2 separate regions of the Homo sapiens genome follow, and region 2 is linked to region 1. A link is a loop called in an ENCODE intact Hi-C map of the cell type or tissue named here. Cell type or tissue: natural killer cell. All regions are shown on one strand.

The links. Hi-C counts contacts between places; a loop is a spot of excess contacts. Peaks named below come from ENCODE experiments on the same cell type or tissue, not always from the same donor. Only the 100,000 strongest peaks of a DNase experiment are listed, where the experiment ranks them.
Region 2: a loop joins it to region 1, with 6 times the contacts of the local background. A loop is called at or near these places in 7 of 110 quality-filtered maps.

The regions. Positions count from the first base shown.
Region 1 is chr1:107,934,059-107,939,058 of GRCh38, forward strand. All of the region lies in intron 1 of VAV3 (vav guanine nucleotide exchange factor 3), which reads right to left. Among named protein-coding and RNA genes, the nearest start is that of VAV3-AS1, 28 kb to the right of the region's middle. RefSeq lists an enhancer at 2,218-2,754. In natural killer cell, no CTCF peak of the experiment used is centred here; DNase peaks (open chromatin) are centred at 1,623, 2,573 and 3,043; H3K27ac peaks cover 2,129 bases.
Region 2 is chr1:107,868,826-107,873,825 of GRCh38, forward strand. The region is part of intron 2 of VAV3 (vav guanine nucleotide exchange factor 3); the gene reads right to left. Among named protein-coding and RNA genes, the nearest start is that of MIR7852, 26 kb to the right of the region's middle. In natural killer cell, no CTCF peak of the experiment used is centred here; no DNase peak of the experiment used is centred here; H3K27ac peaks cover 2,084 bases.

The sequences.
Region 1 (5,000 bases):
ACTCAAAAAGCTGTTTAATTCTAATCCAAGAAATTAGGATTTATTCAAGGAAATTTCAAAAGTGCCTTCTATTCTTATTATCTTGGAATTATAAGAACTCTATGGTTTATTCTTTAAATAATTATATCCTTTAGAATAAGGATAAATTCTCTATTCTGTGAAATGGCTAGATGAAAATATTGCAAAACCCAAGACTTTCCTGGATGTCATCTATTAATATTACAACAAGAAACAGATGCACCTCTACTTAGAATCATAAACTCTTCTGCTGCTAAGAATCCTGAGACTTGTGATCTGGACCAAAACCCTTAGAACAGAGCAGAAGATATATTTTGCCACTCTTTTTCTTCCTGTGAAAACAGAAACAGAACAAAACAGGCTATGTGTATGTGTGTGTGCATCCTTCATATGTGGAATTGTTTTTTAAGCCATTTAACTAAGATGAGTATTAGCAACAATTACTTAAGAATTCCTAAATATTTCAGACAAAGATGTGTCTCCAGGAGGAACGGCTCCTATGAAAAGTATAGTTCTAACCAAAAAAGTATAGTTCTAACAAACACAGGTAGCTCTGTTAAAAACTGTACCCTTCTTACACATCAAAAGTCTCGAAAAGGAAACTCTTAGTTCCAAAAATAAGTTATGATGAAAACTTAACCACTGAAATTTTAATTATATGCTGTATTTAGCATTTTCAAATATCACATTCAGAAAATTTCAGACTGAACACACACTCTGGGGAATTTTGTGAATCACTGTGTTGTTATTAAGAGAAAAGCACATGCTAAACAAAATATAGCGGCACAGCGAGGCAAATGAGAGGAGACGTGCTACAAGAAACAAATTCTTGCACGACCAGGCTATCTGCAGCTTTGAGGAGAAGAGTTGGTAGTACATGAACCCATCACACACTAGTAACAATAGCCTCTAATTTCCCTCTATCACTTTTCTTCATAAAATATATTCACCTCCCACAGATTACGCGAACTGATGGGGCAAGTTTCCGGTTGGCAAACATTCATATCAGCCAATTTGCCAATGAGAACAATTGGCAGTGTTCTACTTTCAACATAAATTCCTAAGGTCTTCTCCATTTGGGGGCAATTACAGCTGTAAGATTACAGTTTCCTACAGTTCTCCAAAGCAAAGCAGTTGCTTCTAATTATTCCTTCATTTTAAAGCAATTAAGCCAAATGTTATTTGATTTCATTCAAGTGAATAAATATTGAGTTCTTCCTAAGATAAACCTCTAGAAAGCCAGAGTTTACACTGCCAGTCAGCAAATAAAATTCACAGTGATAAGGTATATCAAAGAAGTAAATATATAATTCTCCAGGAAGAAAGGAGCAGCAGCACCTACTGCACAGAGACCACAGGGTCTACTCTCTCCTACAGTGTTACGAGCACTGAAATGTTCAGTGGTTGGAGAAAATGAAAAGCCAGGTCTGACAAATACACAAATTTGGTCCTCAGTCCCTAAAATTAGAAATAAGTTTCCCCATCAGAATGAGGATGAACATTTCATTCACTCACTTACTCATTGCAGTTACAGAAATGAGTAAGAAACCATCCGTGACCTGAATAAGTTCACAGCAAGGTAGGCAGAGGCAAAGGGACAATAGGGTGCAGTGGTGTGCACCATGACAAAGGGGAAGTGCTAGGGAGGCACACAGGAGAGGCACCAAAAACAGACAGGCCAACCAAGGCCATTACCTATGCTGTATTTTGCAGAGAAATAGGAGTTAACCAGCAAAGGGAAAGGTGTTCCTATTACAATGACAAGGAGATGAAAGAAACCATGGTATATCAGGTGATGGTCTAATGGAAGGGAGATAAGGCTCTGAACTACACCGATGACAGAGGCACACAGACATCAAAGAGGTGAAAATACCCCATCAGTTGAAGAATTTTGCTTTTCAGTGTGTGAGAGATGAGGACACATTTATGCCCCTTTTGGAAACTTTACTGAAATTTTATGATTTGGGGAGAAAAGTAAACGTAGGACATTATTACAGTTCCTAGATTTGATGAACTAATAATTTTTAAAATGTGAATTGAGAAGGGAGAGGAGGGGCTCAAAAATATGAATTGATAGATAAAACATCCTGAAAATACACCCACAATTTTTTTTAGTACTTGGAAAATAAATCTGAAAATAATTTGAATAATCAACAATGACTTAATGCAACATGTAACACTTTTGAATAGTGGAAAACCTCTTACAAATTTGAGGAAAGTGCATTTAGCCAATGAAAAATTCTATATTTAATATATAAATTAGTTGTGCATAGTGTTAGAATTACAATATAACTAGATTAGAACCAAAAAGGTAAATCAGATTCTGGGTCTGATTTTTAGATTATAAACAAGAAATCTAAAATCAAACACTAACAGATTTGTCTTACCGAGTTTTTAAAGATATGACAATCTAGAGAAACAACAGTGACAGTAGACAAAAATTACTGCTGCCCTTTTATTAGCCTTAGTCGGCAACTTCTGTTTTTAATTGTTTTCATTCATTTGCTTAATTGAAACCAAAGCTGGCCAAGTGACTCAAGAATGAGTCACAGCTCCCCTCCTGGAGTAGCCACAAGCCTGACTGTGGCATACTGCATGCACTAAGCCTGAATTTCAAGTTGGAGAAGAATGCATGACAAAATGCCAAGGGCTGCTGACATTGCCAAAGAAGTTGTCAGGACCATAAGGATGTCCTGAGAGTAGAATTCCCTGCACTTCCTTTCCTGGTTGGAATTTATGCACTTATGCCTCATCGCAAACCACAGAAAAGATACACCTGTGTCACGCTGCTCCTTCCCCGACCGATCTTGTGATTTGATACACATCATTCCTTAAAAGGAAGGGACATCTGAGAGGGCACCCCTTTTACTTACTTCTCAATGCTGCCGGTCAGATTTCCAAAGACTACGGGAAATGGGAGGGCCAATGTGACTACTGAGATTGCCACACCTTACACACAGTCAGGCAAAGGATGCCTAGCAAGAGTGACAGTCTAAACATAACACCCTCCACCGCCACCCCAAAAAAACAGCTCCATCATTCACACCATAATCCTGTTTTAACAAATAATGCACATGTGACACAAAACCACAATATTTGGCGATCTGAAAAACATACCAAGAAATAATGTGTGATTATTTAAATTCAAAACACCACCATGACTATTGAGATGTTACTTCTTATAGAGGCAAGGATGAAACCCACGCATGACTAATTGGTCCCTTCCATGCTGACTGTGGAATCCTCCAGCCTTTGCACAATGAATGTGGCTAGTGACTGCAGCAGCTGTAACATCAGCACAAAAGGTTTTCTTCAAACCAAACTTCCATCTCTGCCTGCCAAATACCAGTATGTCATTTCCTTCCTGCTGGACTCCATGGTTTCTGGAGGACAAGAACCATGTAATTCTTAAACTTACACCATTGGTATCCTCTACTATTTGAGATAAGTACAAAACATTCAATGAATGTGTGATGAATGCAAAATGAGCAGGGAATACCTATAACTGCTTCTTGGCTGTTTATGCCCTCACTATCATGTTGACACAATGCTAAAGAAAGTATGCATAATTATCCTAATTACAGTCATTACAGCCAAAAAGCCCTTAAAGTTAATCACAAGGTTTCTAGTGGCACCCTTAAAATAAAATTATAAATTAAAATTCATAAAATTCTAAGACTCTGGTTAAGGCTTGTAGTCCCAATTATTAACACAATATAATGACTGCATTAATATCTATACACTATAGGTAGGCCCCAATTTAAGAAAAATTTTAGAATGTAGTACACTAACATGTCTAGTCCTTAGAATTTAGAATACATTTTTCCAAATAAATAAGGCTCTTGTGATCAAGTTCATAGGCCAGCAACCCTCAACTCAAAAAAGCTGAAAATAGAAAAATGAAATCATTTTATCTTTGCCTCCTTGCTTTGAAGCATCATAAAATGCACTCTGTCACACAGAGCATGTCTGCAGTCTTCTCAACATGCCTGGCATGGAATCAAGCCTAACCTTCTTGGGGAGCCAGGGAGGATGGACTCAGGGCTATAGGTATTCTTGACCCTTCATATATAAACAGGTGGTGGGAAGGGTAAGAATGAAAATGGGAAACAATTACCCTACAGAAGAGGAGGCGATCCCCGAGCCAGAAAACAGGCTAACCAACTTCGAGAAATGTCCCCACCTTCTATCCTTCAGGCACTAAGGTCAAGGGCCAGCCCTAAACTCAAGGAAAGCTGAGGAGGAAGGAGCCGCCAGATGGGACCAAGAAGGCGAGAGGCAGGAGTGTCTTAGGGATCTAGATTCTCAAGGGAGGAAACTATCAGGACCACAGGGGTGGGTTTTTTGGGGGGCTAGGGAATAGGGATAAATTCCCAAAGACTGAAATATCTGTTCCCTGTAGAAACAGGTCTGTAGATAAGAAAGGGGCAGAAATGGAAGAGGAAGCAGGCATGGAGGGAAGAGCTTGCAGCCTAGGGACATAATTAGGATGTCAGAACAATCCAGAAGTGCCCAGTGGATGACTTGGTTGTCCTTTCTCTCCATGTTTCCTGTTTTGGTAAACCCAAAGGGTTTATGTGATATTATCTCATGACACTAAACCCATGAAGTACTCAAATATTCTCATGTCAACAAGTAGCTTTGATTACCTCAAAGGCTCCTAATGTACTGGGCATTTAATGAGCACTTACAGAACAAAAGAACAATGAAAAAGGAATTTTGGCCTAAAGATTTATCTGCACATATGGACACAGTGAACTGTAACCTAATGGGATGTGTAAATAGACCATAACCTACTCTTGTACCAATCACAGAGTTTCAGCCAATCACAGAGTTTCAGCCAATCTCAGGTGGCCAGCTGTTCAAACTGTGTTCAAATAAGGCAAACGCTGAGCTATATCCAATCCAGCTGATTCTGTACCTCACTTCCATTTTCTGTTACTTTCCCTTTTCTGACCATAAATGTTATCCTCCCATGTGGC
Region 2 (5,000 bases), 65 kb before region 1:
TCTTGGTTGAAAGAACTAGTGAAAACTGGCTCAAAAAAGAGAAAAGGAGGAATGTATTGGTTCATGGAAAAACCTATAGATATACATTTAGCTTTGGGCACAGCACTGATTCCCACTTCACAGGGTGTCACTAGGTTCATCTTCAACTCTATTCCCTCTGAACTGGGTCCATTTTGAAACTCCATGTGGTACCCAGATGGTTATAGCTCCTTGTGTAGACTCACATCTACACTCTTCTGTATCAGGAAGAGAGAAAAATAAAACTACCCTTGCAAATGTCTTATTGGTCCCAACTGAGTGACTAACCCCATTCCTGAACCATCACTATGTGGTCAAAGGCATGGGATATAATTGATGAAACCATCCAAACTCTGTAATTAAGAAAGAGGAAAGTGTGGTTTCTCAAAGGAGATCCAAGGCCACAGAAGGAAAGAGAAACGATGGCTGTGCAAAATAAAATAAAATAGTGCTATACAACATTAGAAAGAATGAATTTTATTTCTTATCTCACCCTTTTAATATCATTAGTTCTCTTGCACTTAATTCAAAATTCGACACCTATGTTTACCAATGAATCCCACAATCATTAAAAATAATAATAGTGATAATAACATTAACAATAAGAGTACTTACCTTGGACCTTGACACTCTGTTAAGCACTTGACATACACAATTTCATTTAATACTCACCTAAACTCAATACATGGATGAGGAAACTGAAGCTCAAAGAAGTCAAGTTACTTGCCCAAGACTGTATACTAATAGGGAGCTTAACTGGAATCCAAACCAAGATCTAACTCAGAAACCATGTATTGTTTTGTTTTTCAATTTTTTATTTACATAGGTTCTGTGGGAACAGGTGGTATTTGGTTACATGAGTAAGTTATTTAGTGGTGATCTGAGATTTTGGTGCACCAATCACCCGAGCAGTATACACTAAACCCAATTTGCAGTCTTTTATCCCTCACCTCCTTTTCACACTTTCCCCTGAGTCCCAAGTCCACTGTATCATTCTTATTCATTTGCATCCTCATAGCTTAGCTCCCACATATGAGTGAGAACACACAATGTTTGATTTTCCCTTCTTGAGTTACTTCACTTAGAATAATAGTCTCCAGTTCCATCCAGGTTGCTGCAAATGCCATTAATTCATTCCTTTGTATGGCTGAGTAGTATTCCGTCATATATACAATTTCTTTATCCACATTGATTGACGGGCATTTGGGCTGATTCCACATTTTTGCAATTGTGAATTGTGCTGCTATAAACATGGGTGTGCAAGTATCTTTTTCGTATAATAACTTATTTTCCTCTGGGTAGATACCCAGTAGTGGGACTGCTGGATCAAATGGTAGTTCTACATTTAGTTCTTTAAGGAATTTCCACACTGTTTTCTATAGTGGTTGTACTAGTTTACATTCCCACCAGCAGCGTAGAAGTGTTCCCTGATCACTGCATCCATGTCAACATTTATTATTTTTTGGTTTCTTAATTATGGCCATTCTTGCAGGAGTAAGGTGGTATTCCATTGTGGTTTTGATTTGCATTTCCCTGATCATTAGTGATATTGAACATTTTTTCATATGTTTGTTGGCCATTTGTATGTCTTCTTTTGAGAATTGTCTATTCATGTCCTTAGCCCACTTTTTGATGGGACTGTTTGTTTTATTTTTCTTGCTAATTTGAGTTCCTTGTAGATTCTTGATATTAGTCCTTTGTTTGGTGTATAGATTGTGAAGAATTTCTCCTACTCTGTGGGTTGTCTGTTTTCTCTGCTGACTGTTCATTTTGCTGTGAAGAAGCTCTTTAGTTTAATTCTTAACTAAAATACAACTCTTTCTCTCTCTCTCTCCCAATAATGTTCTTACCTGTATCCCTGACTCACCCCTAAGCTGATGCTCTGAATTCCTTTTGACGGTGCCTGTCCTGAACCTGAACATGATGAAACTATCCTATTGCAATTCAAATCAACTGGACCTACCACTGGCCAGGTATGGATACTCTTTAAGAAAACATATCACTTTACACTGTGTGTCATGGGAAGCAGGCCCTTCACACTCACCCAGAGGCAGGGTAAGGAGATGACTTTAGTCACTCATCTGGACAGTGGCAGCCTGACTTCTATTACGCTCTAGAAATTGTCTCATTAAAGAAAAAATCCCATGTGCTTCTGCACTGTCAATGTGCCAACAGACAGCTCAGTAGGAAACATTTCCAAAGAGTGAGTTAATCATAAACTGACGATTGAAACAGTTATGGAAAATTCTTTACATACAGTACGGAAACGAACAAAGTTACAGATACTGTCATGATGTCAAAAAATAATATAGTAATTTCTAATATTATGCCAGGGGAAACATTTTAATTACATTTCTTAAGCAAAGAAGTTAACTAACAAGATTTTACTTATTTTTATTATCAGAAAGCCAGAAAGAGATTCATCTTTTTTCAAAAGTAAGAAAGTAAATGGTTTTTCAAAACATAAACCCTCAACGTCCCCCATTCCCCCCCTCTCCCCCCACCAGACCTCAGCAGTCTTAGAAAAGAAATCTCCCTCTTTCAGGAGCTTTTTTCAGTATTTAACAACCCTGAAGAGTGAGAGTCATATCTAACCTGAAGGCCTCTGCTGACTCTTAAATGAGTTCAAGTTACTAAACTCACTCCTCTTTCCTGTGTGATTAAAAAAAAAAGTGTAGAAAGCGTTTCAAACTGTTCTAATTTTTGTTGATGTTGGTGGAGTTTGAAGTGAATTACTACTGAGGAAAGAGCTCAATTCTAAGAATAAAGGTAGCACTGAAAGGCAGAATTATCATAAGCCCTTCTAGAGAAGCCCAAATAGATGCTCTTCACCATCTCACAAAATACAAATTATCATTTGTGTTAACACTGTTTCCAGGATTTTCCAAAAGAAAACACATCCATATCAAGCCTAAGATTCAAAATAAATCTCCTAAACCCCAAACAGAGGGAGAGCTTGGACAAAGTTTAGTGAGCAGAAAACACCACAATGAGAAAAGGGGTAAGAGAGTATAGCTAAGAATTGACTGCATGTGTACAATCAGTGAATCACATGCCTATTTAGAGTAAACAACTTTAACCACCACTGGGCTGCAGACTCATGCAGTATCCTAAATCTTTCCTTTCTTTCTAAAGTATAAGTAGATGCCAAGTAACACATCACCTGTGTTTTTTAATTTTATAAATTCCTTTAATTTTCTTCTATAAGTTCATCCTTTTCCCTGACCATCCACAGAGCAGTGAGACCCAAAACACAGACAGTGGACAAGAAAAACAGGACTGAGAAGCCAGAGGCCTGAGCTCCAGATCTTGTTCCTCTTCCCAAGCAAGGAGACCCTAGAATCACTATCCAAGCACCTCCCCATGTCTTAGCTTCCTCATCTGAAGAATGTCTTCACAAGAGTATTATGACAATCAAATGAAGTCAGTAATATTAAGCACTCTGAAAACTTCAAAGGCTATAAAAACACTAGGTGCTGCTATCATAATTAATACATTCTTTGGCAAAAAGATGCCAAATACACATGAATTCCAGATTCACCAATGTAGGAAATGAGGCAGACAGGAGAGCACACATAGATATTATTCATTTTAAGTTAACAGAACATTTAATTAAATCCTACGGAATGGAGGAAAACAACCTATCCACATCCTGTTAAAATGTATATATTCACGACATCAGAAATTATTTTGTTTCTGAATTAACACTATTCACATTTTTTCAACTTAAAACTACAAGAATTATTTCAGTTCCATTACCCACAAGCTAGGACCTATAAATGGGAAAAATAATAGTATCCACATGTTGGGATTGATGCGCTGATTCCCTCAATATATGCAAAGTACACGTTATGTGCTATGTGAATGTTTGCACTATGGTACAGTAGTGGACAATCAGCTAGACCTGAGTTCAAACTGCTGCTTCAATCTCAAATAGATATGTGATTTGGGATGCAGAAGAGAAAAATGTAGTACCTAACCTCTTAACGTTGTTACAATTTTACAAATTATACATGAAGACTGAACAGACTGCATATTTTAAGTGTTCAACTACTGGTGGTATTGGCAGTTTTTACTTAGAGTATATAATGCTTAATACTATTAGTACTGGTAAATTATGAAGCTATATCACAAATTCTTTAACTTTCAGTGTTTTCTTTAGATCATACAGTTCTAAAGAGATAGCTACTCCAATCTTGGCAGTAGCAAAATGTAAGTGACTATAATGTAGGTTCAAGTTCTAAACCACAATCTCATGTTTAATTCTGTTTCAGATCTACCACTGCTAAAATATTTTAAGCAGTCAAAAATACATTTATCCTTGAGAAGCATACAGTTTATGCTTTCACATTCAATTTTTTGTAGTATCAACTCTCCTACAAAGCTTCCGTTGTCTAATCAATCTAGCATGCAATCTCATTCCAGTAGAACACCACCATGCATTTTAAAGTATTTATATATTTTTCCAACATTTATCAACACCATTTCTTGCAAACTTAAATGAAAAATAAATAGTTCCTTAATGAGCTTTAAAAAGTCAAGACTTTTTCATTTTTCATTTCCCCAATTCATTTTCATTTTTCATTTCCCCAAAAGAGAGGGTGAAAATAAAGAAAAATCAAGGAAGATTTTTTTAAAGGTGCAGGAGGAACAGGCGGAAGGATAAAAGAAAAATAAAACCAGAAATATCTCTGGTGTTTTTCAGGGCCAACAGCTTAGAGAAGTGTCCACCTCACCTGTGATTCATGGCCACAGACAAATGCGCTCCCATTTCCTTACTAGGGGCTTGGCTTTCAGTTCGTTGTACAAATTATCATCTTTTATCCTCCATCACTTTTTGGACCTCAAGACAGTTAAATCACAGCTTTCCAGAGATTAAAGGAATCTTAGAAACCACCTTCTTATCCCCCCTTCCTTTTGTACAGCTTTCCAAGCTGGCAGGCAGCCTGATGCCTGAGAAGGCTGGTGCCTTCTAGATCACA